Regions from separate parts of the Homo sapiens genome. Here region 2 is linked to region 1. Evidence: read pairs that join two places in POLR2A ChIA-PET (ENCODE). Cell type or tissue: Panc1. All regions are shown on one strand. Links, peaks and the distances in the headings refer to the core of each region. The heading gives the core; the rest is flanking DNA. Region 1 overlaps HMGA2 (high mobility group AT-hook 2). Region 2 has its middle 8.4 kb from the start of HMGA2.

Region 1 (16,460 bases), core at 6,961-9,460:
GTTGTTATTGTTGTTGTTTTTGAGACGGAGTCTTGTTTTTGTTGCTCAGGCTGGAGTGCAGTGGTACAATCTCGGCTCATTGCAACCTCCACCTCCCAGGTTCAAGCAATTCTCCTGCCTCAGGCTCCTGAGTAGTTGGGATTACAGGCACCCACCACCACACCCAGCTAATTTTTGTATTTTTAGTAGAGACAGGGTTTCACCATGTTGGCCAGGCTGGTCTCGAACTCCTGACCTCAGGTGAGCCACCCACCTTGGCCTCTCAAAGTGCTGGGAATACAGGCGTGAGCCATCGTGCCTGGTCTAAAAAATGTCTATTAGTGTTCCATCACTAGATCTCTTCTGAGGTATTCATGCCATATGCCCCATCCTGATGTCATATCCACAGGACAATCTACTACCAAGAACCAGCTCCAAGAAGAAAACATCTCTGGGAAACAGTACCAAAAGGAGTCACTGAATTGTCATTGGAGGAGTCCAGGATAGCTCTTCATGTTATTTTCACCTTGAGGAATTGTCCATTACATCTATGAGCCTTATGTGTGGCTTTCTCCGATATAGAAACCTATCAGGTGTCTTTTAGATCATTTCAAAACACTGGCTTATTCTTTCTTATGTTTCCAACTGAAGTCTGCATCCCAAGATGTAGTTTCACTGCTACCCCATATGGCACCCTTGTACGAATTTGAAAAAAGTACTCACTCTAGGCACATGCAGAGCCATGCCTGCGGGGACAGCTTAGAGAGTAGAGGGTGGGCTGAACTCCAGTTACTCTCGTACAGGGATCCACCTTTTTGCAGAAATCACAGTGTGGCTATGGTGTGGTTTGATTTCATAAAACAGATGCTTAAAAAGTATTCACTGTCTCTGTCTCTTCAGTGCCATGTAATATCACATGACTTTCCTTTCTCATTCCATTGGTATTTTCCTGTGTCTTTTATCCTCTGTGCAGTTTGTCAGTAACATTTCATTCCCAGCTTCAGATGGGCTGCCATGACTTCTGCCAGTTCCAGCTATTTCTTTGGATGCACCTTTGAATACCTACCTTGACTTACATTTTTTTGTTTTGTGGAGTTACTCTTTGGGTTTAAATTTTGGACATTTGGGTATTAACCCAAATAGATTTTGCTTAAAATGTCCACATTCTATTAACAGATTCTTAGTAATAGCAAATTGGCAAAATCAAGATAGTTAATTCATATTAACGTTGCTTCCCCCTCTTCTCTACCACGCCTCTAGAGATGACTTAACTGAGCATCCAAATGACCTAACCCAGGGTACTGGAGGGAAAGGGGGAATGGGTGACCATCAGTCTTAAATAATCTACACACTAATAACCTTCCTAGGAGGTGAGAGTCCAGTCGTTCTAAGAGGAGTACCGTGCTGTCATCCTTGCCAGAAAAGAAGATCCTTTTATACTAGGCCCACAACTTTGAACAAGTCCCCCACAGAACAGTAAGGGAGTGCAGTGGACCATTACATTTTCCAGGGCTCAACCAAATTGGTTCTGGTGATCAATGAAGCTGCAAGTCTGAGGCAGCTGGTTCCATGTTCAGTAACTGATAGGTATTCTTACATTCATCTCAAGGAGGTAGAAGAATACTTTAATATAAAAAAGTGTGTAAAAAGGGATGAAGATTAAGAAGTGGAAAACTTGAAGATAAGCCAGAGGCAAAATTTCCTGACAGCATGATGTACTGGACTGCAGATAGGTCTTTTGATGGATATGCTTGAAATTCCATTGTTACATTTATCTTGTCTGCATTTTTCTGCATTTATTTCTAATGTGTCTGCTAGGCCAGTACCTCTCTGGGAACATAATATAAAAACAACTATTAAGTAAATAGAAAAGCTTAAACAATACGCATATAACTCCAGCTTGAAGCATTTTTTAATGCTTTATAAATCACTAGAAAACACGTGACAGGAACTATTCCTGATCAGTCTTAGGATGTGCAGGATGCCCCAAGAAGCTTTTCCTGTTTACTACTTTTTTGAGTGTATGAATATATGTTTTTTGACTTTGAGATAGTTAATATCCAGAAGAGTTCTTTGGCTATGGAAATAGCCTTGAAGGCTTGGGTCTGGGAAAATAATAGAGAGAAAGAGTTACTAGGGCTTAGTAGAAGAATTGAGGGAAGGATGCAGGGAAAAGCGGACAATAAATAGAAAGAGGAAGCTGGTGAAGGTAGACTTTGGCAGCTGGGGCAGCGGCACTTGGGCCGCTTATGTGAGGTAGCCCGCAGAGGCACCTTTGGGTGGAGAGAGAATAAAATCTGGTTTTGACACGTTTGTTTTAGATGGCAATGAAATGTCTAGCCTATATATTTTGTAGACACTGAGAAATAAGGGACTGAAAAGAGGAAGAGGTGTCAGGGCTGAAGATGGAAATCTGGGGCTCATCTGAGTATAGGTGGTAATTGAATCCTTATGGCTGCACTAAGGGAATAAGTAGAGAAGGAAAAGATGGGCTAGGAGCCCCTGGCTGAACCCCAGGGGCACTAAGTGGTAATGCATGGAGGGAGGGGGAGAAGTTAAAAGAAGGAAGAAAAAGCAGACAGAAATATCTGAGGAGTCCCAGGGCCTAAGGTCCCTGCCACTGAGGCCGTGAGAATGTTGAGAAGGCAGCACAGATCCCTGGAACGGGATTGCCGCTAAGAAGTTAAGTAAGAAGCCATGGTGTTTGACAGCTTCCATAAAAGCAAATGACAAAAGCTAGGACTGCAGAGAGGTGAAACCAGGGCCTAATCTGGATCTGGTCTGGATTGTTTCCTCCATGCTCTCTAGCACAGAGCTTTATAAGACAGTGTTGGTTTAACGAATGAGGGAGGGAATGAGGGAATGACTGAATCAAGCAAGTAAGCAGATATAGAAACATGGGCGTTTTCATAAAGCAGAGTACTCAACAGTGCCTGTGAGCATCACTGACAGGCCAAACACATAAAACAGGCAGAAGGGAGAAAAGGAATTGAGAAAAAGAAGGACAAGGAAGAGACAGAAGGGGGAAGGAAAGAGCAGTAAGAACTGAAAAAGGCTGGAGTTTCCTGGAGTGTGCAGTTGTGGAGCCCTAGATCTGTGGGTTTGGCCCTTACTTTGCTCGTATCTCTAGTTGTTTCTTTGACATTCATCTTGTGTCTGTGATGAAACTTTAAGTTTCTTAGTAAAGACAAGAACTACTATTGTGTATCTCTTTAGTACCTAATACAATTCTACAAGCATTTACTTTATTCTTGATAACAGGTGGAGAGAAAGAAAGCAGGTTTTCAGTAATTTATAAAAGTGAAGAATTATCTAGAAATGTAGTCAGTGAAAACATCCAGTTTTGATAAGTCAAACTAAAACATCCATTCTTCACTCAGAGTAGGCTTTTAAACTTGGATTTTCTAAGTAATTTACTCAAAGCCCTCTCTCTCAAAGACCCTCTTGTGAAATGCCCTTGTGAAGTGCTTGTGAAATGGCCTTTTGAGTTAGCTCCACAAAATGTCCTTCCTAATCTTAGCAAAATGAAGAAATGGGTCAAAATGATTTGAAATATGCTTCTCTGTCTCTTCCTTCACCTCTTTTTGGTTTCATTTTCGTAAGAGTACCTGTCAGCATTTGCAGAAGAATTAAAGGCAGTGTCGTTCTGGAGGGAAATCACATGTTCCTTTAATTTTGTGATGGAAGGACTTATAAAGAGAAGTGGAGCTTGGTTAGAAAGGGGAGATGTGCACATAGGAAATGTAAGCAGGGCTGGTGAGAAAACTTGGTGGTGGCGTTTAATTAATTTTGAAACTGGGAAATAGTTCTACAGTTAATCTGTAAGTTTTTTTATGTTGAATGCTTGGAAAATTTCAACTTTTTTATTTTCAGACACTTTGTATGCAGTGATGACATAAATAAGAAAAATGGCCTTGAAAACATCAAAAATGTAATTTTCACCTTCTTATGCTTTAAAAACACCTGAATGCACTTTTCTCAAACTTTTAAGAAAAGAAACAAAACTCAGATTTTGGTAAAGATCAAGATGAATGGTGTTGACAAATTTCAGGAGGCTGGAGAGTCTGAAAATAGTCTTATGGATGACATCTGTATGTAACTTTTTAATGCTCTACCACAGATGCTCCCATAAGGGCAACAGAGAAATAGCTGGAAAAGGTAACAATGTTACTTATTTTATTAAATACGTAAGAATTGTTTGCATCCATTTCCTGGCAGTATTTCCTATTTTTAGGAGTGAGGTGAATGATGTTGTAGAGCTGGAGATACCAGTGGGCTGACTACAATTTTCAAAGCACCTTGAGATGTAAAAAAATGTTTCTGTAGGAGGGAAGGGGTACGGTTCTGATAAATCTCTCAGCAGGATGAAAAAGAAAAGGGAGGTCTAGACAGTCTTGTTTCATCTAATAGAATTTTCCCACAGAAGATGGGCAAACATCAGATAAGAACATTTATCAGACCTCACACATTTTACAGCCATATCCCTTTGGGAACATTGCGCAGCATAGACTTGCTAAGTCCTGAAAATGGAAGACAGAAAGCACTATAAAAAATATGGACTGGCGCCCTGAAAAACCAGTCTTTATTACTCACCCTAACATATACATTTGGCATTTTGGTGTACTTGTTAAATGATACATAAAACCGTATCACTAATGAAAATACAGCAGTAGTCCATGAGCTCTTGGCTCAAAAGAAAGCAAAAGTAAATTAAGCAAAATATCTACTTTAAAAAAAAAATGGTAGTAGTCCCATTGGACCCACTTTCCTATTCTGCTCTTGCCTGATTTTCATAACAGTGGGTGAATGCAGAGATGCTTTAGTAGTAAGTGCAGGTGATGCCAGGGCAGATTTTTGCCAATGAAATAAGAATTTAAGAAAAATGTTAAATTCATGTAATGTTATTTCAAAGGCTAATCCAATAATTCTTAAACATTTATGTAAATCTGCCATTTTCTCACTCTGGAAGACAGATAAAGAGAACCACGTGAGAAGATATAGCATGTTCTATTACTTGCCATTAAATTGATAAGAATTACAATGTCTGTGAATCCATCAATACCACTGAAGGACATGCAGTGGAATCAAATAGGTGGCAGAATAGCTATATGAATCACATAATATAACAAATCTTTTCACCAGATGGTGTTCAGATTTGCTGTTTATTTGTGGCTTATTTAATATTATCCTGCTTTTCCTCAATCCACAAAGGATTCAAAGCTTCTTACAAAGAACACCTTGGGCCTCAGGCAACCAGTTTTTAATGACGAAAGATGGACTCTGAAGTCCATGACATTTAGTAATTTGTCACTTTTCTTGTGCACAAAGTTGAATTCTGGCTCCGGGAAGCTGATGTTTGGGAGAAAATCATTTAGTTGTGGATGAAGTGAGCCAATACATAGCTGGTAGTCCCAATATGACTTGTTTGTTTCCTAATTTGAGTTTACATAGTAACTCTTTTAAAGAAACAAAACCATTTTTTAGTGGTGGGGGAGTTCTTTGTGAAAATAGCCGTGAAGTGAGAGATGAGTCCGGGGTAGAAGCTGGAAAAGGAGTTAACTTGCAGTCTGAGGATGTGCACAGGAAACGCTTGCCTCTAGATAGTAATACAGTTTCAGGAGAGATCTCCAAACCTGAGTGAACTATTTCCTGGATTCTTAAGTTTAGAGACTGTGAATCTGGGGGCTTGCCAAGTCCTCAAAAACATCAAGGGCCTACTAAAATATAATAGAAAATCTAGAATAAAAAAAGAGAAAAAGACAAGGAACATGTAGATTTGTTTAGAATGCGTATTTTAGGTGCAATTCTCCTATTACCAACTGATATGGTTTGCCTGTGTCCCCACCCAAATGTCAACTCGAATTGTATCTCCCAGAATTCCCATGTGTTAGGGGAGGGACTCAGCAGGAGGTAACTGAATCATGGGGGCCAGTCTTTCCCATGCTATTCTCGTGATAGTGAATAAGTCTCACAAGATCTGATGGGTTTATCAGGGGTTTCCACTTTTGCTTCTTCCTCATTTTCTCTTGCCACTGCCATGTAAGAAGTGCCGTTCGCCTCCCGCTATGATTCTGGGGCCTCCCAAGCCATGTGGAACTGTAAGTCCAATTAAACCTCTTTTTCTTCCCAGTCTCAGGTATGTCTTTATCAGCAGCGTGAAAACAGACTAACTAATACAGTAAATTGGTACCAGGAGAGTGGGGCATTGCTGAAAAGCTACCTGAAAATGTGGAAGCGACTTTGGAACTGGGCAACAAGCAGAGATTGGAACAGTTTGAAGGGCTCACAAGAAGACAGGAAAATGTGGGAATGTTTGGAACTTCCTAGAGACTTGTTGAATAGCTTTGCCCAAAGTGCTGATAGTGATATGGACAATAAAATCCAGGTTGAGGTGTTCTCAGATGGAGATGAGGACCTTGTTGGGAACTGGCACAAAGGTGACTTTTGTTATATTTTTAGCAAAGAGACTGGTGGCATTTTGCCACTGCCCTAGAGATTTGTGGAACTTTGAACTTGAGAGAGATGATTTAGAGTATCTTGCAGAAGAAATTTCTAAGCAGCAAAGCATTCAAGAGGTGACTTGGGTACTGTTAAAGGCATTCAGTTTTTGTTTTTGTTTTTGTTTTTTGAGACGGAGTCTTGCTCTGTCACCCAGGCTGGAGTGCAGTGGCAGGATCTCGGCTCACTGCAAGCTCCGCCTCCCGGGTTCACGCCATTCTCCTGCCTCAGCCTGGGACTACAGGTGCCCGTCACCATGCCTGGCTAATTTTTTTATTTTTAGTAGAGACGGGGTTTCACCATGTTAGCCACGATGGTCTCGATCTCCTGACCTCATGACCCGCCCGCCTTGGCCTCCCAAAGTGCTGGGATTACAGGCGTGAGCCACTGCGCCCGGCAGGCATTAAGTTTTATAAGGGAAGCAGAGCATAAAAGTTTGGAAGATTTGCAGCCTGACTATGTGATAGAAAAGAAAAAAATCTCATTTTCTGAGGAGAAATTCAAGCCAGCTGCAGAAATTTGCATAAGTAGCAAGGAGCCTAATGTTAATCCCCAAGACCATGGGGGAAATGTCTCCAGACCATGTCAGAGACCTTCACGGCAGCCCCTCCCATCACAGGCCTGGAGATCCAGGAGAAAAAGTGGTTTTGTGGGCCAGGCCCAGGGTCCCCATGCTGTGTGCAGCCTACGGACTTGGTGCCCTGTGTCCCAGCAGCTCCAGCTGTGGCTGCAAGGAACCAACGTACAGCTTGGGCTGTGGCTTTGGCGAGTGGAAAACCCAAGCCTTGGCAGCTTCCAAGTGGTGTTGAATCTGTGGGTGCACGGAAGTCAAGAATTGAGGTTTGCCAACCTCCACCTAGATTTCAGAAGATGTATGAAAACACCTGGATGCCCAGGCAGAAGTTTGCTGCAGGGGAATGGCTCTCGTGAAGAACCTCTGGTAGGGCCATGGGGAAGGGAAATGTGGGGTTGGAGCCCCCACACAGAGTCCCAACTGGGACACTGCCTAGTGGAGCTGTGAGAAGAGGGTCACCATCCCCCAGGCCCCAGAATGGTAGATCTACTGACAGCTTTCACTATGTGTCTGGAAAAGCCACAGACACTCAACACCAGCCCATGAAAGCAGCTGGGAGGGAGGCTGTACCCAGCAAAGCCACAGGGGCGGAGCTGCCTAAGACCGTAGGAACCAACCTCTTACATCAGTATGACCTGGATGTGAGACCTGGAGTCAAAGGAGATCGCTTTGGAGCTTTAAAATGTGACTGCCCCACAGGATTTCGGACTTCCATGGGCCCTGTAACCCCTTTATTTTGGCCAATTTCTCCCATTTGGAATGGCTGTATTTACCCAATACCTGTACCCCCATTGTATCTAGGAAGTAACTAGCTTGCTTTTAATTTTACAGGCTCATACACAGAAGGGACTTGCCTTGTCTCAGATTAGACTTTGGACTGTGAATTTTTGGGTTAATGCTGAAATGAGCTAAGACTTTGGGGGACTGTTGGGAAGGCATGATTGGTTTTGAAATGTGTAGATATGAGATTTGGAGGGGCCAGGGGCAGTATGATATGGTTTGGCTGTGTCCCCACCCAATGTCAACTCAAATTGTAGCTCCTAGAATTTCCATGTGTTGTGAGAAGGACCCAGGGGAGATAATTGAATCATGGGGGCCGGTCTTTCCTGTGCTATTCTCATGATAGTGAATAAGTCTTATGAGATCTGATAGGTTTTTCAGGAGTTTCCGCTTTTGCCTCTTCCTCATTTTCTCTTGCCACCACCATGTAAGAAGTGTCTTTCGCCTACCACCATGATTCTGAGGCCTCCCCAGCCATGTGGAACTGTAAGTCCAACTAAACATTTTTCTTCCCAGTCTTGGGTATGTCTTTATCAGCAGCATGAAAATGGACTAATACACCAACCTTGGGAAACTTCATTGCCTGACCATTTCCCTAGTTTCTTCAATTGGAAACGAGGGGAAGCTGCTCATCCCCACCAATTGTTGTGCCCCAAAGAAGGGCAGCGTGGTCCTCCTGCTAATTTAGTTGGTAAACTTGGGCCCAATCAAGTAAAAAAAAGAAGAAAAAAAAATCCCTATGGCTATTCTTAAAGAAGACCCCTCAAGAAATAAAAGAACATGGTTCTGGGTCCTTTCCCACTCCCAAAGGAGAGCAGCTCCATTTTTATGATTTATATAAAATGATGTTCTGAAGACTGGGGGTTAGGGGAGAGAATGAGGAAGTGGAATGTTTCTTTGATGAAGGAACACTCACCACCCACTAGGGGCTTCCCTGTGTTACATTCAGACTATTGTCAGTTCCTGGGCTTTCAGGGACTAAGCTGGTACAGTAGTGAGCTCCCCTTGCCAGCTACAGCACTGGACCAGTCCAACAAAATATATTTTGAGGCTGAAGATCAAACAACTTAGTGAATAATGGAAGCTCCTGTAGGCTCCTGTACCCTGTGGGAACCTAGAAGAGTATGGTAGGACAGCAACATAAGAGCCATTTTCTGGCTTCAAATGGGAGCTCTAGGGCTCTGATTGGAGATGCCAGACTTTATCACCCGTAAGAAAGTCATTCTCGCCGGGTGCGGCAGCTCATGCCTGTAATCCCAGCACTTTGGGAGGCAGAGGCGAGTGGATCACCTGGGGTCGGGAGCTCGAGACCAGCCTGACCGACATGGAGAAACCCCGTCTCTACTAAAAAATACAAAATTAGCTGGGTGTGGTGGCACATGCCTGTAATCCCAGCTACTCGGGGGCTGAGGTAAGAGAATCGCTTGCACCTGGCGGGGCGGAGGTTGCAGTGAGCCAAGAGCACGCCATTGCACTCCAGCCTGGGCAACAAGAGCAAAACCCCATCTCAAAAAAACAAAACAAAACAAAAGAACAAACAAAAAAACCAGGAAAGTCATTCTCTGACCCACCCCCAGCCCACCTTGGGAAGGATACTATTTAATAGTGACTTAAATTCCTCTTAGGGTAGGGAAGGTCCATCTTGTCTTGGCTTATTCAGGGCAGTGGAAGCTTTACCCACTTCCTACTCTTCTTCATGTTATTGAAGCCCAGTTAAAATGAACCAACTTAGAATATAAAATTATTTTAATATTTCTTCATCTGACTTCTAATCCCATTGTTCTTTTTGCTGTATCTGAAGATAGTCCCAACTTCTCAAATATGTTATTAATTTCTGGGCTGTAAAATGAATATGGAAGAGGGACTCAAATTTTGTAAATGCTGTGGGGTTACAAATCACCAATTGTCCTCTGCCTCTGTGTTGCCTCAGCCTACCGCAAGACCTCCCTACACACACACACACACAGACACACACATCCCTGAAGTCACTCTAAATATCAGTAATTATGAAGTTGGCCAGGCACAGTGGCTCACGCCTGTAATCCCAGCACTTTGGGAGACTGAGGCAGGTGGATGGCTTGAGGTCAAGAGATCGAGACCATCCTGGCCAACATGGTGAAAACCCATCTCTACTAAAAACGCAAAAATTAGCTGGGCGTTGTGGGGCGTGCCTGTAGTCCCACCTACTCAGGAGGCTGAGACAGGAGAATCACTTGAACCCAGGAGGCACCGGTTGCAGTGAGCCGAGATCCTGCCACTGCACTCCAGCCTGGCAGTAGAGCAAGACTCCGTCTCCAAAAAAACAAAAAAAGTAATTGTGAAGTCTTTGGCAACTTCCTGAGGCCTTCCAACTCTCTCCCAGCCTTTCAGAACAGGTCTTCCTATTTTCTTCCATCCCTCTTCTGCCGTTCTGTCATATTTCTAGAGTGGGGCTGGCAATAAAACTATCAGAGAAGAGAGAAACCATATGTTCTGAGGTAAAATTTAACAGAATAAAGAAATTTCCAGCCCTTGAAAATGCCCAGAAGCTTCCAAGCAGACCCTCCTTAAAAGTTTCCATCTACTGTCTTTTATTAAACCCTGGTATTCCTCAAATGTGAAATTCCTTTCTGAATTGTTAAAATATTTTTATAAATAAAAAAACTCAATTAATTTTGAGTAGCTCAAAAGTATCTTTTCTACAATTTCTAAAGTAAAGATGCTACATTTTAGGTTATAAGTTTTTGCCACCAGGTGTGACTCTAACTATTCTTCATATCTTTTGTTCGCTCAAACGTGTCCCAAATTTGAAAAAAATTGACTTTTGGACAATTTCTAATAAGCATTTGGGTGGTCCTGAGCAGGAGGAACTTCTAGTTTGTGAAGTAGCTAAGGAAAACATCTTAGGCAATTTTTAGTTCCAAGAACTTAGCCTGACCAAGTAACCTGACTTGCAGCTTAGGCGTTTAATTAGGAGCAATTTGGACACCAGAGTTCCGATTCTGCTCTTGGTGCCATCTTTTTCTTTGGGGAAGTGTTCTGCTTACAGCCTATATTTTGTGAACATCGTTTCCTGTATATCTTTGTGTCTAATACGGCACTTCAAACATAGTAGGCATTTGGAAATTGCTCCCTGAACTGAATTAAATGCAAGGTTAATTCATGGTTGTACATGATCAGAGTTGGAGTAAAAAATGAAATAAAATGAAAAGCACTATCAATTAATCAGGTTAAGTCATGTCAAGCGATCATTAAGTTTTCGATGATCTTGCAGATCTTTGAGAGAATGCGGATCTCGGGCATTTTCAGTTGTGTGCACTGACACGTGAATGTGTGTGTGCCCTCACATAAGTTCTTACATAGCAGAAGGAAGGAAGTTGTGAAAGGGGAGAAAATAGAGCTATTGACTGCAGAGCCATAAAGCTGTTTTTAGAATGACTGCTTCTGTTGTATTGGGGAACGCTTCCTTTGAGAGGGGGTATATTATGCATCCTCTTTCCATTAAGTCTATTTTTGGAAGAAATTACAGAAGATAATATATTACCAGCTCCCAGGGATCTCTTATCAACATAGCCTCTGTTCTCATAACACACCTGCTTAGAGCAAAATAAATTATTCTGTCCTCAGGAATGCCAACCCCAGACAATCAAAATCTTCACTAAATCCCTGTATTTATTAGGGAAGCTCGGATTTTTGAAAAGTGTTAACTCCGCCCCTAAAAGCAGTAAGCGAGAGATAACAACAGTGGAGTCTTGTGGTTGAGCATTCAATCAGCTTCAACAGGGGCAAAGTCTAGGAATTGTTTTCAAAACAGTGTGGGGCTTCCTACTCAGGGGGAGGATTTATCTGCATTTGGCAATTACTCCAGTTACCTTGGAACAAGAAATTTACTTCTCAGTAGTTTTGCAAATTAAGTGTTTAACTTCGTCTCTATAGAATTAATGCCTCGGAGGTGGGGAGAGGGAGGCAGAGGAGAGGCTTTCAAGGCCAGTTCACAAGTTTGACACTTAAAGTGATAGTAGCAAGTTTTTCTCTAACTGCAAGAGTGTGAAGTTCTGTTTCCACCTAATTGCAGTTTGCATCCTGCAAGTGTATTGATTTAGACATTAAAACAACTTAAATGTTTAGCAGTAAAAAGTTGTTTAATCATTAAACCACTACCATTTTCTTTCGCCCTTTAAACCTGCTTTCAATCAGCAAATGCTGATTTGGATGCTGGTTTACAGTCTCATTAACCATGAAGATCACAAAGGAAAGGTTGTGGCAGCAGTGGGAAGCTCTGAAGCACCCTCATTGTCACAGGAAACATTCAGTGAGACATTCAGCTGTCTCACAACACACACAGCTCTGAGAGAGGTTTGGGTGACAGAAATGCAGCCTCCAGTTCCAGAAGCAGCACGCTGTTCATTCCAGGAAAGGAAAAAAAAAGTGCTTTTCTGCGTGACCATGTTGATCACTGTTACCATGCAGTAATCAGGGGTCTTTTTGCCACTTAAGTGTAATGGGAGGAGGGTATATCATTGGAGACTCCTAGGTGAATGGCGTGGATGTTACTCTTTTGCAAAGCAAGGAGGAGTTGCAGTGTTTCATGGCCTTCTTTCAACACACGGGAGTTTTATCACTCATTTTAAACGCACAACTTAACACCATTTTCAAACTGAGTTCCAGCCCTGGATTGTTTTTTTACAAAATGGCCCCTTTCCCCTCATAGTGGGATGGCCATGGGTGCCCATTAATTGCTACACTTATAGGAACTGAATTTATTCCCTTCATGGTAGAAAAACCAAGCCTATTTTCTGAAACTTAATCCTGTGAGCTACCATCCACGGCCATACCAGGCTCCAGGAAGGGATCACAACTTTCTGAAGAGATGAATTGCTGCTTTAACAAAGGCTACGTGTGCCTTTTGATTCCATATTCTGCCTCCACTAGATGTTTGGTTTTGCTGCCAAATATAAAAACCACACTGGAAAAGACAGTTCTTCACTTTTAAGTGGCTGTGTGATAGAAAATTGGTAATTAGTTCAGTTTTGAGGAAGACAGGGACAAACTCTTCTTTACGTTTTATAAAATCACAAATTATCACAGTGATCTCCATTTGAGATGGAGAAATGGAAACCTAGCAAGTTCCAGAGACTTGCCCAAGATCTTGTAGCTAATTATTAGAAGCAGGAAATGGGTTAGAAACCAGAACCCTGATTTACAGCTAATTGTATTTTCGGCTATCCAAATATCTTTACTGGATTAATACAAACTTCTCTTGTCCTCAGGTAATACAAATACCTGTCCTCATAGAAAATAAAGGCTTATTGGTCTGTCTCTTTCTCTCTGTCTCTCTCTCTCTTTGTATCTGTGTGTGTGTGTGTGTGTGTATATATATTTTTTATATATGTATGTATATATAAAATATGTATGTATATATGTATGTATATACATACATATTTCTGTCACCCAAAATATGTATGTGAGTATATATATATATATATGTATGTATGTATATATGTGTATATATTATATATTTTATAAAGATATATATTCAATCATACATTGCTTAACAATAGGGGTACATTCTGAGAAATGCATCTTTAGGCAATTTCATTGTTGTGTTAGCATCAAAGAGTGTATTTACACAAACCTAGATAGTACAGCCTACTGCACATCTAGGCTAAATGGTGCATCCCATTGCTCCTAAGCTACAAACCTGTACAGCATGTTACTGTACTGAAACTGTAGGCAATTGTAACACAATAGTAAGTATTTGTGTATCAAAACATATCTAAACATAGAAAAGGTACAGTAAAAATACAGCATAAAAGATTTTAAAATGGTACACCTGTATAGGGCACTTACCATGGATGGAAATTGCCAGACTGGAAGTTGTGGTTGCTCTGGGTGAGTCAGTGAGTGAGTGGTGAGTGAATGTGACAGCCTAGAACATTACTGTACACTATGCAGACTTTGTAAACACAGTACACTTGGGCTACACTAAATTTATAAAAAATATTTTTCTTTCTTCAATAATAAATTAACCTTAGCTTACTGTAACTTTTTTACTTTATAACCTTTAAATTTTTTTAACTTTTTTACTCTTTGTAATAAAACTTCACTTAAAACACAAACACATTATGTAGCTGTACAGAAATATTTTTCTTTATATCTTTATAAGCTTTTCTCTATTTTGAAAATTTTAATTTTTTTTAATTTTCAAACTTTTTGGCTAACAACTAAGACATAGCACACACATTTGCCTAGGCACACATAGGGTGTGGATGATCAAAATGTCAGTAGGCAATAGGAATTTTTCAACTCCATTATAATCTTCTGGGACCACCACCATATATGCAGTTCATTGTTGAGTGAAACGTCATTATGTGGTGCATGGCTGTATTTATATCCGTATAAAGATTACACATATATAAAGGATGCAAAGACAAAGAGTACATATATATTTATATATGTAGTGTACTGTATATATGCATGTATGTATGTATGTATGTATGTATCTTACTTTGGGATTTCCTTTTTTCTAACCTTCTTACCATTTTAAGAATTGGTCTATGCACAGCAAACTTTTAGAATCGCAATTAAAATATTCAGAGAAGTGGCCAAGTTTTTGTATAGGTGTTTGGATACTGTGCAGACAAGTTCTACATTTCTCTGTTCTCAAAACTCCTTCCTACATAAATACTGAGGACTGTTCTCTGGCCAAAGTTTGTCAAACCATTTCTCTGAGTAACAAGACTTCCTCATGTTTTCCATACTCTATAGTTCAGTGTTGCAGCCTTCCCATACTTGATTTTTAAAGCGGAGTTTTGTTTTGTTTGTTCTTAGTGCATTATGACTATAAAATGTAAAAACCTTTCCTCTTTGAAGATAAAAGGAAGTAATCCTAATTTTAAACACTTACTTGTTTTAAAAAATTGAAAAAAAAGTATCGACTTGATATGTCTAAAGAGACCTATGTATATATGTATTAGATATTTATATACATACATATGTATGTATATATGTAATATATATCATATATATATTTTAGAAATCTGCAAATTTAAAAAGGGAGTGTTTAGATTGCAGAAGACCTATCCCTAAACCCCGAATCCCAGAATTCTTAAGCTAGAAGGGCACTTGAGAGGTGATCTCATCTATAAAGAGATGTATATTTAAGGAGCTAATTTACACAGGTAGATGACAAAACCTTACACCAACTCTTCAAGCACAGGAAGCACCTTACACGAAACACTTTGGTGAATGCTCATTTCTACTCAATTTTAAACTAAATTCAACTGAAAATACCTCATTTTAAAGAGGATATTCAGTTGACTCACTGGGGAAAAACAATTGGATAAACTGGTTGTTTGCCCTTACCGAGATAAAATCACTGATAAGTTGAATGCATTTTTGTAATGTGTCAAGACAGATGGCTTTAATAGTCACACATATTAAGTATGGGATATGTGGCGAGGAATAGAGGTTTTTATATACAGAAGTAAGAACTGTAGAGGGGGGAAACCATGAAAGATAGAAAAAGATGAGAAGAAAGAGGACAGAGATGATACACTCAAGAAAAGCTGCCTATTTCAGAGTAGAATATATTGTAAGCCCCAGTATAGTTGAATGCTTACAAGAGGAGAAGCTTTTAGCAACTCCTTTGTTTCTTAATGTATATATTATATCTGAACAGAATGCTTCTTTCCTGTGAGCTAGACAGTAGGAAGTAATCTATCTTCAACCTTGTTTGGTGTGTAAATAAAACTTTAGAAAGGGTCTATTGAACTTTGGACAGGCAAGCTCCATGAGCTCTCCCTCACTCTTTGAGGCAGGTTAAAGGGTACGGCCATGACCACCACCTTAATCCTTCAGGGACTATTTACAAAAGATTGAAAAATGTGCCCAGGGCCCGTACCTGCCCCTCTGTGGAACTAGCCCAACTCAAGTGGGCTGGCAGGCAAGCCTGGCTTTCATGGGGACAGAAGAGAGAGTTTGCGGGGAGCTTGGCATTTTTCAACACATGCTTTTTGGCTTCTCCTACTGAATTTGTAATTTCCATGATATTTGGTGGGAAAATGGACACCGGCCTCTTTTGCTTTTTGTCTGCTGCTTTGCAGCTATTGGGATTCTGCGCCTTGGGATAATGAAGCAGGCTGTCATTTCCTCCCCCTAAATAATGCATTACAAAGTGGAAATGCAAATTTCCTGTGCAAGCTCTAAGTAGCAGGTGGTATTTCCTTAATATATTGTTTTTGACCTTTGGGGAAATTGGTATTACGAGCTGACTTTGGAAAATTAAAATAGCATCAAGGTCCTACATTTTAAATAAAACAATCGATATCTTAATTTTTAAAATCAGACTAGATTACGATACCAGGAAAAGACATACATATTTTGCTTTTATGTGTTAAAGTTTTGTAATTCAGGGAGGACAAGAAAAGGGATATGGTGCAGCTGAACTTTCTAATTCACTAAGACAGGAAAAAAGGAAGGAAAAAATGTATATTTTTAAGTTTCAATTTAAACCTTTGCTGTTAACTAAATGCTTTGATATGATCAGTCATACAAAGAGTTAAATTAAGCATGGAGCTGTTCAGATGGCAAATCTGCGTTGAGCTGAAGGTAAAAGACATCTGTATTTTTCATTCATTTGCTCAGCAGC
Region 2 (16,460 bases), core at 5,864-8,363, 110 kb before region 1:
TTTTCATCACTCCAAAAAGAAATCCTTCACTTATTAACAATCACTCCTCATCCCTCCTCCTATTATCCCCAAGCCACAAATTTACTTTCTGTATCAATAGATTTGCCTACTTTGGACATTTCATATAAATGGAATAATATAGCATGTGGCCTTTTGGGTCTAGCTTATATCAGTTGGCGTAATGTCATTCACGTTGTAGCATGTGTCAGTACTTCTTTCCTTTTTTATTGCTGGGTAATATTCCATTGTATGGAAACATCACATTGAGTTTATTCATTCATCAGTTGGTGGACACTTGTGCTATTTCCATTTTTTGGCTATTATGAATAGTACCACTATAAGCATTCATGCATAAGCTTTTACGTGGATGTATGTTTTAATTTCTCTTGGTGGTATGTCCAGGAGTGGAATTGCTGGGTCATATGGTGATTCCACTTTTAACATTTTAAGGAACTGCCAGACTGTTTTCCAAAGTGGCGACATCATTTTACATTCCCACCAGCAATTTATGAATGTTCCAATTTCTCCATATCTTCACCAGCACTTATTTCATCTCCCTTTTTAATCATAGTCATCCTAGTTGGTGGGGAGCTGCTGTATATATTATTGTGTTCTTTAGAATGACCACTTGTATGAATTAGGCTTCTGCTCCAATAGTATTGCCTATAAACAATCTCAAAATTCTCTGGCTTGAACCATAAGCATATATTTCTTCCTTATGGGTTTGCAAGTTGACTGTGGTTCTACTGGGCTTGGCTTGGCAGTAGTTCTGATCTGTTTCATGTGTCTTCAACCTAGGACCAGGCATGCTCTTCTCACAGGGGATCTCAGAACCTCAAGCAGCAAGCAGAAATACTCTGTGGCCTGGGACTGGCACTTGTTATTTCTGCTGTCAAACCTTTGTCCAAAAAGTTCATGTTGCCAAACCCAACTTCAATGAAGCCAGTAAGTAAACAGTGGCTCACAGTGGCAAAGGGCAAGAGTGTATAATTGTATTAAGTAAGGAAGAGTGGAAACAGTAATCCAGTCTACTTTACCACTCAATTCCCTGTCCCCAGTTCCATCCTCTTTCTCAGTTTCCAGCACTGCTTAGCCATTATGTTATTATTATAAATTGATGTCATTCAAAATTCCATGTCTCTCAAATCTCAGAAACTCTCTTAATTCCCCTAAGAACTCATTTCCCAACTTCTCCATTTGAGGCAACAACACCCAAATTTAGAATTATTAAAAGACCAAATGATTAAGAATTACAGTGTCTTTCTCCCATCAAGCCTACTCCTCTTTTGTATCAAATGCTGCTAGCTGCTATGCAATAATGTTTTTTTTCAAAACAAAAACAAAAACAAAACAAAAGAAAAACAGGTGATTTTTTTCTGGTAATGTTCTTTTTCCCAGCCTCCCTTACTTGCAGCTGGGGTTGACCCTGTGGTGAAACTCTGTTGTAGACTTCTGGAAAAATTTGGTTTCCTCGTCATTGTCCCTGACATTGAAGATAATTCAATGTCCTTGTCATTTTCTTCGTATTGCTTTGTCTAGGTCATGGATATGAAACTAGAGGTGGAGTGACCATACTTTAACCATAAGGTGATCACAGCAAGGAAAACCAGATGCAAAGAATTGGGACATAGAATGGAAGAAGGCACATGAACACTGATAACACATGGAACTCTGACTCAGCTGGCATACTCACTTCTGGAGTTTTTGTTTTGTCACTATCTTGTTGATAAAGCGTCAGTACCTTTGCACCAACTATCAAGTAATTTACAAACTCCTTAGTGTGGTAATTAAGATGTTCCAAAGCTGTCTCTAAACTTCTAATCTTTCATCTCATGATTATTCTTTGATTTACCACTAACTGGCCACCCAAGATCTATTCTTCATCCTTCTCTGCCCTGCTCTGTGCCCTACCTAGAGGGTGATGCTGGTAGCCCAAGTTACCCAGAACCCCTTGCTTGTTAGCTGCTTGTTAAGTTTGGCCAATGGGATGCACTGGCATAAGGAAGCAAGAGTGGGAAGAGAAAAATTTCAGGATATTTCTTCCCACTGCCCTGCTTTGGTGCTTCCCTTCTGGCAATGGCCACTTGCTTCCTGACCTGAGCTACTACCAGGTAGCTCCTCCTCCAGGGCTCCAAATCTCACTGGGTCTTCAACATGATTTCTTCCCCTTACCCCTTAAGCCCTAGAGTGATAATGGCTCTCCATTGCTGCCAATATCTAGGTGCCTTAACATCTCTATTTTATTCTTATAACCCTGTCCAATCTCTATACATGGTCCTTGAATTCTAGTGCCTTCACAAGAACCATCTGCAGTGAATTATTTCCAGCTGGCATCTGACTAATACAGTAAAACCTCTCCTGGCACATGCATTTGGGCTTGTATTTCAGCAACTTTTCTCATAATCCTCCCTTTGCTTGAAATCCCTGTCCTCCCATCTCTGTGTCTAGTTGTCCTTCAAGGCCTTCTCAAAACACCACTCCTCCCAAGTAGCCTTCCTTAATCCCCACAACATGGGAAATCTCTTTTTCCTTGAACTCACTCAGCACATACTTGATAGTAATTATATTTTTCTGGTTTAAATTATAGTGACTTATGTACATGCAACTCTGGCCAGTTGGTAAACACTTTGAAGTCTGAACTCACATCCAGGTCTGATTTGTTTTTGTTTTTGTTTTTCTTCTTTTTGCTTCTTCCCAAACTTTGCTTCTCTCTCCCAAAAGCTTGGCACCAAATGGGTACTGTCTCATTCATTTGTATTACTACTTATTACTACTTACCACTTATTACTGCTTCTTATTAGTACTACAAGAGATAACAGTTACAGTGAACACTTTATCAAAAAATAGAAAATGATGGAACAGACTAAAATTTTCCTTTTGGTGACAACACATTTGTTGCACTTAAAATATACAATAATCATTCATCTATGATACAAATATGATAAGTGATTTTATTTTTATTTTAATATTTTCAGGTGATAAATCTGGTTTTCTCCCAATACTTTTATTGGGTATCATAGAAAAAAAATGTATAAGCCAATATTCATCTGTAACTGAGGGTTATCTACCATTATAAGTTAGAATCAGAGGTATAAAGTTATTTCCTAACCCAGTGTTTTTCACCTCTGCTCTAGGAAGTTCTAGGGATTATTTCCAAGAGTGGGAATAGGGAGATAATGGGAACCAGTGCCAGGATGGGAAAACATGAACTATAATTGATGAACTGCTGGAGGCTCAGAGTATGCTAGCCTAAGAGTTAAAAAACTCCATGGGGTTCCAGCCATGGGGTTGTCCACACTTCTGTGAGTTTTATGTAAAGGATCTCTACCAGGTCTTCACAGTGATTATCTGAGAAAAATCTTCTCATGCTTCTGGCAAGGGAAGGGGAAAATAACCCATTTTGAAACTTGCAACAGCATTTTGTCCCTAACAAGGCCTGCTCTCAGGAGAAACTATTAACTGGAATCCAATCTATCGGGGTCTTACTAGAGCCTAACCTACTTGAAGGAAGGAAAATAACCCCAGCCTCCTATAGCCATCCTGCTCCACCTAACAGGCAGGGGAAAGAAGGGAGAAGCACTCAGTTCAGGGGCACAGGCTCACCAAAAAGTGCAACCTGATCATAGGACTATAGAAGACTCTCTCCCCTTCACACCTTAGGATTACATTACTGAAGGTCTAGTCACCTCAGTTCTTTGCACCCAGTACAGCATGTCCACCTTTCAACAAAAATGGCAATGCACACTAAAAGACAAAAAAACACAGTCTGAGTGACTGAACAAGCATCAGAGCCAGAGTCAGAAATGGGAGGAATGTTGGAATTATCAAATGAAAAATTCTTAAAAACTATGATAAGTAAGTAGAGGCCTCTAATGAAAAAAGTAGAGCGTATACAAGAACAGATTATAATGTAAGCAGAAAGATGGAAATTCTAAAAAAAGAATAAAAAAGGAAATGCTAGAGATCAAAATACTGTAACAGAAATAAAAAATGCTTTTGGTGAGCTCATTAGTAGACTAGACATGACTGAGGAAACAATCTCAGAACTTAAGGATGTAACATTAGAAACTTCCAAAACAGAAAAGCAAATAGAAAAAAGATTCAAAAAAACCAGAACAGAATATCCACGAATTGTGGGACAACTATAAAAGGTGTAACATAACACATAATAGGAATAGCAAAAAAAGAAAGAAACAGAAGTAATATTTGAAGCAATAGTGACTGGGAATTTCCCCAAGGTATTGTCAGACACCAAACCACAAATCCAGGAAGCTCAGTGAACACCAAGGACAAACACAAAAAAACCCACCCAAACTCAAAACAAACAAACAACAAAAACTACACCTGGCTATAATATATTCAAACATCAGAAAATTAGAGATAAAGAAAAAGTCTTGAAAGAAGACAGAGGAAACAAACATTTTACCCATAGAAGAGCAAAGATATAATTACATCAGACTTCTCAGAAACCATGCAAGCAAGAAGAAAGTGGAATTAAATATTTAGAGCACTGAAAGAAAAAAAAAATCTGTCAACCTAGAATTCTGCACCTTGTAAAATTATTCTTCAAAAGTGAAAGAGAAATAAAGACTCATAGACAGACTAAAGCTGAGGGAATTTGTTGCCAGTAGAACTGCCTTACAAGAAATGTTAAAGATCTCTTCAGGGAGAAAGAAAGTGATAGAGCTCAGAATCTCAGATCTACATAAAGAAAGGAAGCACATCAGAGAAGGAATAAGTGAAAGTAAAATTAAAACGTTTATTTTTCTTATTTTTAGTTGATCTAACAGATAACAGTTTCTTCAAAATAGCAAGCAACTGTGTATTTGCATATATATATTTACACACATACTTATATATTCTTATGTGTAAATAAAGCAAATAACAGTAGGAGACAATAAAAGGAAGGGAGGAAGGAATTAGGGATGTTTTGTTATTGTAAGGTACCTGCACTACCCATAAAGTGGTATAGTGTTACTTGAAAGTGGACTTGAATTTATTGTAAATGTATATTGCAAGTAAGAAAAAGTTTAAAAAGTACAATTTATGGGCCAGGCGCAGTGGCTCATACCTGTAATCCCAGCACTTTGAGAGGCCGAGGTGGGTGGATCACGAGGTCAGGAGATCAAGACCATCCTGGCTAACACTGTGAAACCCCGTCTCTACTAAAATACAAAAATATTAGCTGGGCGTGGTGGCAGGCGCCTGTAGTCCCAGCTGCTCGGGAGGCTGAGGCAGGAGAATGGCGTGAACCCGGGGGGGGGCAGAGCTTGCAGTGAGCCAAGATCACGCCACTGCACTCTAGCCCGGGTGACAGAGCGAGACTCCGTCTCCAAAAAAAAAAAAAAAAAAAGTACAATTTATGTGCTATGAAAAGAGACAAAATAGATTCATACAGAATACTCAATTAAACCATGAAAGGCGGGAGGCCGAGGCGGGTGGATCATGAGGTCAGGAGATCGAGACCATCCTGGCTAACAAGGTGAAACCCCGTCTCTACTAAAAATACAAAAAATTAGCCGGGCGCGGTGGCGGGCGCCTGTAGTCCCAGCTACTCGGGAGGCTGAGGCAGGAGAATGGCGTGAACCCGGGAAGCGGAGCTTGCAGTGAGCCGAGATTGCGCCACTGCAGTCCGCAGTCCGGCCTGGGCGACAGAGCGAGACTCCGTCTCAAAAAAAAAAAAAAAAAAAAAAAAAAAAAAAAACCATGAAAGGCAGAAAAAGAGTGGAAGACCAAATAGGAACAAAGAAGGGCAACAAATAAAAAGCAGTAACAAATATCATAGATACTAATCCAACTATATCATCAGTAATCACTTTGAACAGCAATAGTCTAAATGCACTGATTAAAAGTTCAAAGTGGATCAAAAAATAAGACAGACCCAAGTATATGTTATCTACAAGAAACCCACTTTACATATAAAAAAACATAGATTAAAAGTAAAGGGATGGAGAAAGATACACCACACTAACACTAATCACAAGAAAGAGGAAGTAACTATATTAATTTCAGACACAGCAGACTTCAGAGCAAGGAAAGTTATCTTTTAAAAGGGAGCATTATATAACAACAAATAGGTCAATTCTCCTAGAATGCATAACAATTCTTAATGTATTTGTGCCTAACAACAGAGCATCAAAATACATGAGGCAAAAACAGATAGAATTGCTTTGTTTTCTGAGGAACTTCTATACTGTTTTCCATAATGGCTGTACTAATTTACTTTCCCACCAACCATGTGCAAGAGTTACCCTTTCTCTTCATCCTCATAAGCATCTGTTATTTTTTGTCTTTTTGATAACAGGCATTTTAAGTGGTGTGAGATGATATCTCATTGTGGTTTTGACTTGCGTTTCCCTGACGATTAGTGGAGTATTTTTTCATACATCTGTTGGCCATTTGTATATCTTCTTTTGAGAAATGTATATTCAGATCATTTGCCCATTTTAAAATTGGATAATTTGTTTTATTGCTGTTGCATTGTTTGAATTCCTTATATATTCCGGTTATTAATCCCTTCAGATGGAGAGTTTGCAGATATTTTCGCCCATTCTGTAGGTTGTCTTTTCACTCTTGATTGTTTCCTTTGCTCTGCAGAAGCATTTTAGTTTGATATAATCCTATTTTATATAAATCTACAGTAATCAGAGCAGTGTGATATTGGTTAAAGAATAGACAGATAGGCCGGGCGCCGTGGCTCACGCCTGTAATCCCAGCACTTTGGGAGGCTGAGGCGGGCGGATCATGAGGTCAGGAGATCGAGACCATACTGGCTAACACGGTGAAACCCCGTCTCTACTAAAAAACACAAAAAAAGTTAGCCGGGCGTGGTGGCCGGCGCCTGTAGTCCCAGCTACTCCAGGGGCTGAGGCAGGAAAAGGGCGTGAACCCAGGAGGCGGAGCTTGCAGTGAGCCGAGTTCGCGCCACTGCACTCCAGCCTGGGTGACAGAGCGAGACTCCGTCTCAAAAAAAAAAAAAAGACAGACAATGGAACAGAATAGAGTGAAGAAATAGACCTACATAAATATAGCCAACTGATCTTTGACAAAGAAGCAAAGGCAGTACAATGAAGCAAAGATAATCTTTCCAACAAATGGTGCAGGAAAAACTGGATGTCCAAATCCCTCCCCCCGCCAAAAAAAAGAATCCAGTGGGACTGCTCTGAAAAGGGAGCACTTTTACTGCTGGTGGGAATGTAAATTAGTACAACCACTATGGAAAACAGTATGGTGATTCCTTAAAGAACTAAAAGTAGAACTACCATCTGATCCAGCAATCCCACTACTATGTATCTATCCAGAGGAAAAGAAGTCATTATATGCAAAAAAACATGTGCACACACGTTTATAGCAGCACAATTAGCAATTGCAAAAGTATGGAACCAGTCTAAATGCCCATCAACCAACGAGTGGATAAAGAAAATGTGACATATATATATATGCACAGACACACACCATAGAATACTACTCAGCCATGAAAAAGAATGAAATAGTGGCATAAGCCACAACCTGGATGCAGTTGGAGACCATTATTCTAAGCGAAGTAACTCAGGAATGGAAAACCATTATATGTTCTCGCTTACAAGTGGGAGCTAAGCTATGAGGATGCAAAGGCATAGCAATAATATCATGTACTTTGGGGATAGGCGGGGAGGAGGGAAGGGTTAAAGGATAAAAGACAATACATTGGGTGCAGTGTACGCTGCTCAGGTGACGGGTGCAACAAAATCTCAGAAATCACCACTAAAGAACTTTTCCATGCAACCAAACACCACCTGTTCCCCAAAAACTATTGAAATTAAACACACACACACACACACACACACACACACACACACACAATAAATCTAGATACAGACCCTATATTTTTCACAAAAATTAACTAAAATAAATCTCTGATTTATTAATAAATGTAAAATGCAAAATTATAAAACTCCTAGAAGATAGCATAGGAGAAAACCTAGATGACTTTGAGTATGGCAATGATTTTTTAGACACAATGCCACAGGCATGATCCATGAAAGAAATAATGAATAATCCGGGCTTTACAAAAATTAAAAACTTTTGTGCTGCAAAAGACAATGTCGAGAAAATGAGAAAACAAGTCACAAACTGGGAGAAAATATTTGCAAAAGTCACTTCTGATAAAGAACTCTTATTGAAAATATACAAAGAACTCTTCAAACTCAAAAATAAGAAAATAAAAAAAAAACCTATTCTAAAAAATAGGCAAAAGACCTGACCACAAAAGGAGATATACAGATGGCAAATAAGCATATGAAAAGATGTTCAACATCATGTGTCATTAGGGAATTGCAAATTGAAACCACAGTCAGATACCGCTACACACCTATTAGAATGGCCAAAATTCAAAACTCGTAACACCAAAAGCTGGCAAGGATGTGGATGGAGCAACAGGGACTCTCATTCTTTGCTTGTGGGAATGCAAAATGGTAATGGTATAGCTGCTTTGGAAGACAGTTTGGCAGTTTTTTACAGAGCTAAACATACTCTTACCAATCCAGCAATTGTGCTTCATGTTCTTTACCCAAAAGAATTGAAAACTTATGTTCACACACACACACACAAAAAACTGGCACATGGATGTTTATAGCAGATTTATTCATAATTGTCAAAATTTGCAAGCAACCAAGATATCCTTCACTTTGTGAGTGGATAAACTGTAGTACATCCAAACAATAAAATGTTATTTGGTGCTAAAAAGAAATTAGCTCTCAAGCCATGACAAGGCATGGAGAAAACTTAAATGCATATTACTAACTGAAAGAAGCATATCTGAAAAGGATACATATGGTGTGATTCCAACTTTATGAAATCTAGAAAGGCAAAAACTATTGAAACAGTAAAAATATCAGTGGCTGACAGAGATTAGGTGGGAGGGGAGATGACGAGCAATGCATAGGGATTTTTAGGGCAGTGAAACTATTATTCTGTATGTGACTACAATGGTGGATACGTGTCATTCTACATTTGTCAAAACTCACGGGATGTACATCCACAAGAGTGAACCCTACTGTAAACTATGGACCTTGGGCAATAATGATATTTCAGTGTAGGTTCATGGATTGTAACAAATGGTGTCAATGTATATATACATAGGTCGGGAGGTTGTATGTATGTGGAGACACAGAATATATGGGAACTCTCTGTACTTGCCACTCTATTTTGCTGTGAACCTAAAAGTGCTGTAAAAATAAAATTCATTGATTTTTCTAAAAAGCCAGTCACATTATAACTTTTGCCAATCATGCATGGATTGAATATTTTATCAATTAAGAATTACATTTGACTGTTCATGACAGAGAATGGCTTGAACCAGGAGGCGGAGGTTGCACTGAGCCGAGATCGCACCATTGCACTCCAGCCTGGGCAACAAGAGCGAAACCCCGTCTCAAAACAAAACAAAACAAAACAAACAACAACAACAAAAATAAGTCATAAATTCTAATGTGCAGTATGAACCTGTATTTGTTCACTTAAAGTCCGGAAGGATTAAAATAGTTTTAGAGTTTTCTCTCAGTGGTGTGATAATTGGGGAATTTTTGTCTTTACTTTTCTGTCGCATGCATTTTCAACAATGCATTTTCTATTACAGTTGTGATAAGAGAAAAAGAACAATAACAATAACTGATCAGAAAAAGAAAGAAATCCTTCTAAAAGCAGTGAAGAATGGATTTTTACAGTGTAAGACTGAAAGCTAGGAGACCATGGAGAAAGATAGTGAAGTAATCCAAAAGAGAAGGGGAGGGAGCCCTAACTAAGGCAGTGACAGTGGGGTGGGAAGTAGAGTCAAGAAATATTTAGAAGGCAGAATTAGAGGGACTTGGTGATCATTTGATGTGGAAAGAGAAGGATCTAGATTGATTCCTAGCTAAGTGCGATTCCTGGATAAGAATGATTGGTAAGAAAAGAAAATCGTTTTGGGGAAAAAATTATGGGCCAGTTTCTATGGCTATGTAACAATTCACCCAAAAACCTAGTGAATGAAGAACTAACACAACATGTGTTTTACTCCTAAATCTGCACTTGGGTCAGAGCTCAGCAGGGGTCTCTCCTCTTTGTTCTGCTTCACATCTGCTTGGGGTGGCTTAAAGGCAGTTGGGGGTGGGGGCCTGGAATTATCTGAATGTTCATGCACTCACTTATCAGGCAGCTGATGGGAAGATAAATGTTTGAGACCTGTCACAGCAAGGGCTCCTTGGCATTTCTATCTCTGTGTGGCCTCTGCCCAAGGTCTCTCCAGCATGGTGGCTTCAAGGCAGCTAAGCTTCTCACATTCAGGAATTCCAAGGTGGCAGGAGGAGGCACGGGGAGAGATTGAGATCAAGGCAGCAATTGTATTATCTGTGTTTGTAGCCTTGTGGTATCTAGTCTCCAAAATGATGCAGCATGATTTCTACTGCCTTTTATTTATTACAAGCATGTTAGTAAAATTGACCCACGTTTAAGAAGAGTGGAAATTAGATTTCACCCTTTGTGGGAAGAATGTTGAAGAATTTACAAACATGTTCTTAAACCACCACAGATGATCAATTCAGTTTCACAGACACTGAGTTTGAATTTCTGGGTGCCTTAGTCTGGTTCCTGAGCAAACAAGAGTCTTGGGTAAGGATTAATCCTTATGCTTTATTTGAGAAGTACACACTCAAGGCAGTGAAAGTAAGGAAAAACGAAAAAAAAGGCAGGGAAGGATGGAAAGCAATTCAAGATGATGCTGGTCACTACTACCCAATTACCGCAAAGAGACAGGGCAGGTGGCTTGGTAGGAGTGATGCGACCACGTGGGGCATTTCCAGATAAATTCTAGATAAAGTCATTGTGCTTTGGAGCTTGGTGACATTTCACGGATGGTGAAAGGAGAGGAAGTTTATTTAACTAGATTCCCTCCTGTATTAGTTTTCAATGGCTGCATAACAAATTACCACAAACTTAATGACTTAAAATATGGTTAAAATACCCATTTAATAGCTCACAGTTTTGTGAGTCAGAAGCCAGGTATGGGGTAGCTGGGGTTCCTACTCAGGGATCATAAGGCTGAAATCAAGGTGTCGGCCTGCCTGTGCTATTGTCTGAAGGCTCTGGGGAAGACTCCACTTTCAAGCTTGTTCTTGTTGTTGGTAGAATTCAGTTCCTTGTGATTGGAGAACAGAGGTCCTTATTTCTTTGTTAGATGTTGGTCTGGGCTGCCATCAGCTCCTAGAAACCACTCACATTCCTTGCCACCCATGTCCTCCATCTTCAAAAAGCTATGGTATGAGTCAAATCCTTCTTGAGCCAGAGGAAACTCTCTGCTTTAAACACACATTTGGTATGACTCCTCTGGATAATTTCCCTGTTTTAAGGCCAGTATGTCAGGTAATACAACCTAGTCACAGGAGTGAAGCCCAGCCAGTGATTATGTACTCATGTACACCTCGAGGCAGAAGATCTTGGATGCCATTCTGCCTACTACACCTCCTGTCCCTAAATCTGATTTCAAAGCCCATGTTCTTCCTGCTACCCAAAGCTGCTTGATAATATATGGAGACCGAGATTGCTTGGGGCTGATAATACAATGTCAATAGATGAAAGGCAGACATGAAACTCCTCCACTTCTGTTCTGGTTCCATGACTTTTGTTGAAAGGAATGTTCTGTGAATCCCAGCATGTATTAAGTGCTCAATAAATAGGGCTGAATGAATGATGGATTGGACAGAGGAGAGTACTGGAAGACTTAATGTGATAAGTAAATAGATTTTAAATGAAGACCTAATTGTGTTAATAGAGATTCTCTCTAGTTTTAGATGAATTACATTTCTGAGTCCTGAGAGAATAACAGGTGAGATTTCTGCAAAATCAACTCAACTCAACATATGTTTCTTGAATGAATGAGTGGACAAATTTATTTTGTTTGGTGATCCTCTGACTACAGGACTAGGAAGCCTATCTGAAAGAATTTAAAACCCCAAAACTAATTTAGCAGCATATATTTGTTCTTGATGATACTGTAGGGAAACTCTTAGAGATAATCTCTCCTACATTTCATTAACTATTAAGCATTAAAGACACAATTATTATTATTATTATTATTATTTTCTTTTTGAGATGGAGTCTTGCTCTGTCACCCAGGCTAGAGTGCAGTGGCGCGATCTCGGCTTACTGCAAACTCCACCTCCCGGGTTCACACCGTTCTCCTGCCTCAGCCTCCGAACTAGCTGGGACTACAGGTGCCCACCACGTTTTTGTATTTTTAGTAGAGACAGGGTTTCACCGTGTTAGACAGGATGGTCTCGATCTCCTGACCTCGGGATCCACCCGCCTCGGCCTCCCAAAGTGCTGGGATTACAGGCGTGAGCCACTGCGCCCGGCCCACAATTATGATTAAATAATAAATTATTAAAGACATAATTTCTAAATTGTGGGTTTGAGCAGTGCGAATGACCTTATATTAAAACACATGAAATGTTTTTCAGCCAAAGTAGAATGCAAAGCTCTGAAGGCCAGATTATGTGTTTATTTTGCTTTGTTTTGTTGTGTGTGTGTGTGTGTGTGTGTGTGTTTTGAGACAGGGTCTCACTCTGTCACCCAGGCTGAAGTACAGTGGTACCATCATTGCTCACTGTAGTTGCGACCTCTTGGGCTCAAGTGATCCTCTCACCTTAGCCTCTCGAGTAGCTGAGACTATAGGTGCACATCACCATGCCTGGCTAATTTTTTTATTTTTTGAAGAAACAGGGTCCCACTATGTTGCCCAGGCTGGTCTCGAACTCCTGGCTTCAAGTGATCCTCCCACCTCGGCCTCCCAGAGTGCTAGGATTACAGGCATGAGCCACTTCACCTAGCCTATGTGTTTACATTGTACTTTACTAAACTTCTATTTACATACACACACACGAGTGCTATGCATTCTGTTCGATCAATATTAGTTATAATTTTTTTCTGTGACCTTATATAGATTCAATTCCAAAATACCTGATTATAATAAATCTGCATTTAATTACACATGAAATATATTCATGATTAATCAGTTATAATCTGAGTAAATCCTTAAATAATTCTTTTTAATTTGTGAATGTATTAAGGTGTCAATATGTCATTGATAAAGTGCAATATGAGAACTTAAATCTCCTTGTCACAGATGCATCTTTCTTTCGTTAAAAGAATGCCAAAGGTATTTTAGTATATCTAACGCTTTTCTCATCCTGTATGGCATGTTCTTTAAAATAGTAAATTTATTATAGATACCTTCGTTGTTGTAATAAATTAATAACTACCAGAAGTCTATCATGAACAGAACACTACCTAGACAAGACTAGTGCAAAAAAAAAAAAAAAAAAAAAGAGGTGCTTGAAATGCTACCTGTCTTCTGGGAATATACATAAAATTTACATATAAGCATGTGTATTAATCTATTCTCACACTGCTATGAAGAAATACCCGAGATTGGGTAATTTAGAAAGGAAAGAGGTTTAATTGATTCACTGTTCTGCATGGCTGGGGAGGCCTCAGGAAACTTACAATCATGGCAGTAGGCAAAAAGGAAGCAAGACACCTTCTTCACAATGCAGTAGGAAGGAGAAGTATGAGAGCTGAGTAAAGAGGGGAGCCCATTATAAAACCATCAGATCTTGTGAACACTTACTCACTATCATGAGAATAGCATGGGAGAACCACCCCCATGACTCAATGACCTCCCACCGTGTCCCTCCCACCATACGTAGGGATTATGGGAACTACAATTCAAGATGAGTTTTGGGTGGAGACAGAGCCAAACCATAGCAGCATGTATACCACCAAAATAGAAAAGACACTACCTAGTATGTGATAACATAGTGCTAAGACACCTTGAATTCTAAGATACATCCCAAATTCCAAGATGTTAAAGATGAAAATACAATATATCTTAATAGTTTTCATACATATGTACTATATATCTAAGACAGAAATTTTACATGTGATATTCTCAATCCTAGTCTACTTATTTTTTAAATGATGTTATGGGTTTGCTAAATTAATTTTACCACCCACTAATGGGCTGACCTGATCTAAACACTAATCTACATCATGTGTCACAGATAATTAAAAACCTTGTTAACATATACAACCAAGGTGCTAATTGCTTAATTCTATGGTGGGTGCAGAAGAAGAAAAGACACAATTGAATATGGACAGAAACTACCTGGAAAGTTTTCAAATTGGAAAGAAGAATTGAGCCTTGAATACATGGGTAAAATATGGTGTGATAAAGAAGAGGCAGTGAATGGTTGAGAAACATAAACTGGGGGAAAAACCCTCAGATGTAAATGTAAAAAAAAAATTCCTTTCCTTAAAAATAAAATCTAACCATTTAACATTATTTTAAAAATATATGAGAATCCTTTTTGAATAGTAAAAGTCTCAATAATTTCAAAGATTACAACAAATTTTAATGTTTCACCTACAGAAAGTATACAGAATTCTGAAAAATTAAATACAGCTTCCAAAGAATGAAAATATATAAAATTGATTTAAGTAGAACTTGATACAATATTTGTTTTATACCCTTGTTATAAATTCAAAAGGGGTCAAATAGTCTAATAGCAAAATGATAGCAGCCTGAAAACAAGTGGCTGTATATTCCCCCACCCCCAATTTTTCTGTGCTTCTCTTATATTCAAAGATTAACGCAAAAACAAAATTTTGGAATCTGCTCTTTGCTGACCTCTGTACACGTTACCAAAAAAAAAAAAATCCTAGGATATAATGAGGTATACAGCACAAAACTGGCTGGCTGAACTCCTCAGTGACTCCCCTGCATTCACCTTCAGAATTTCTCTCTACTCCTGGCAAAAAGTGAGCAAACAACACAAACCCAAAAACCTATTTTGTACGTGTATGTGAAATGTGCACACCACAGTGCAAATATGTGATAGTTTTTAAATGTGCACGATTGGCAGTTAGGAAATGTCACTGTAATCGTTAGGTGAAACTTCAATCCCTTTGATGAAGATACCATCTTTGAGCCAAGCCCTGACAGAAAACCTTTGGTTCCTGTTAGACCCCTCCCTCCCCAGTCAGCTGCTGGGCTCCATCCGGAGGGATGGAGGCTCTCTCTCTCCATTACAGCTAAGCGTTCCCAGACCCAGCAGAAACCCTGGGTTCCTGCAGAGCACTCAACGTGCAGCAAAGTGTCCCAGCTCTGCAAAGGGCAGCTGGAAATGGATTTAAAATGGCAACGCGGACCAATCAGCGCTGCCGCGCCAAAGCAGACATTTACACGCGCCTCCTCCACATGCACAGCGGAACCTGGCGGTGCCTAACTCCTGCTTAGGGCTGCAAAGTAGGCGTTTTTATTCCACGGTGGTCTGTATCTTTGAAAAAAATAAATTCTTCCCCAGGTGAAAGTTTTTATTTTGGAATTAGTCCAAAATAATTTTGGGTGTGATGTGTGAAAATCTGAACCTAATTTTTTCAGAGTTTTGTGTTATTCAAGGATGAAAAGAGGTACATTTAAAAATGTACTCCACCTTTTAAAAACGGACTGTGGCCATTATGGTGTTCACATAACTCAGAACAGCCCAGGCCATAAAATTAGGACTTGGCAGAAAGAGAGTTCTCAGGCAGAAGGTTAAATCGAGGTAAACTGAAGGGAGAGTTGGGCAGTGAGTGCAATTGTGGTGTTAGGAATCTACAAGGTGCCCTTTACCCTGGGAACATCGGATTCCCGGGGAGGGGGATGGGGAGGGAACTTCGGTTGCCTCTAGTCTTTCCTGGAGAAAAAAGTTCAATGAAGAAGCTGGGGCGCTCTGTGTGTGCACATTGTTTGCATGTGTCTGCGAATGTGCATGTCTATCTGCGTGCCTGTGTGTATGTGTGTGTGTGTAAATGCGGGTGTTTACCAGCGCATGAATGCCCCCGTGTCCACGTGTATCTGCGTGCATGTGCTTACACGCGTGTTCGTGTGTATCTGCATGCATGTCTCCGTGTATGTGCGCGCTCGCCCGCCCGCAGGCTCTGTGGTGAGGGCATTCCGAGGCGGAGTACGGCTGTCAGGGGACCTCTCCCACTCCACTGCAGTCCCTTCCCACTCACAGTGAACCGGTGCGCTGCCTGAGGTGCAGCCTAGACGCTTCCTGCAAAGTGTTGGCTCGGCACGGTAGAGGCGCAGGTAAAGGCCAAGCCCCGAAACGTGGCTCCGGGACAGTCACGTTCCCGCGCCTTCCCAGGACAACTGCCCAGGGGTGACCTCGAGAGGCGGGTGGAGCTAGGCCCACGGCGAGCCAGCCCGGGATCCCCGGCCTGTCCCTTTAACCCCGCCGCCGGGCGGGAGCACGTGAGCGGGGCTCCGGGTGGCACCCGGGCGCCGCCGCCGCCGAGGCAGTTGTATTTCGAACGCTGCCTCTGGCTAGCAGCCAGGCGCCTTGGCTCGGCGGTCCGCCTGGCCTCCCTCCTCCTCATACTTTTCTTCCTGCGCAACCCCC

What was found. Peaks named below come from ENCODE experiments on the same cell type or tissue, not always from the same donor. Only the 100,000 strongest peaks of a DNase experiment are listed, where the experiment ranks them.
Region 2: POLR2A ChIA-PET joins it to region 1 with 7 read pairs; 5 of 35 experiments call an interaction of 5 or more read pairs at or near these places.

What each region holds. Positions count from the first base shown.
Region 1 is chr12:65,914,671-65,931,130 of GRCh38, forward strand. All of the region lies in intron 3 of HMGA2 (high mobility group AT-hook 2), which reads left to right. Among named protein-coding and RNA genes, the nearest start is that of HMGA2-AS2, 26 kb to the right of the region's middle. RefSeq lists enhancers at 11,756-12,266, 15,515-15,659 and a cis regulatory region at 15,580-15,593. In Panc1, for the core only: a CTCF peak has its summit at 8,591; no DNase peak of the experiment used is centred there; H3K27ac peaks cover 1,570 bases.
Region 2 is chr12:65,807,871-65,824,330 of GRCh38, forward strand. It overlaps the pseudogene RPSAP52. Among named protein-coding and RNA genes, the nearest start is that of HMGA2, 8.4 kb to the right of the region's middle. RefSeq lists a silencer at 9,959-10,253. In Panc1, for the core only: no CTCF peak of the experiment used is centred there; no DNase peak of the experiment used is centred there.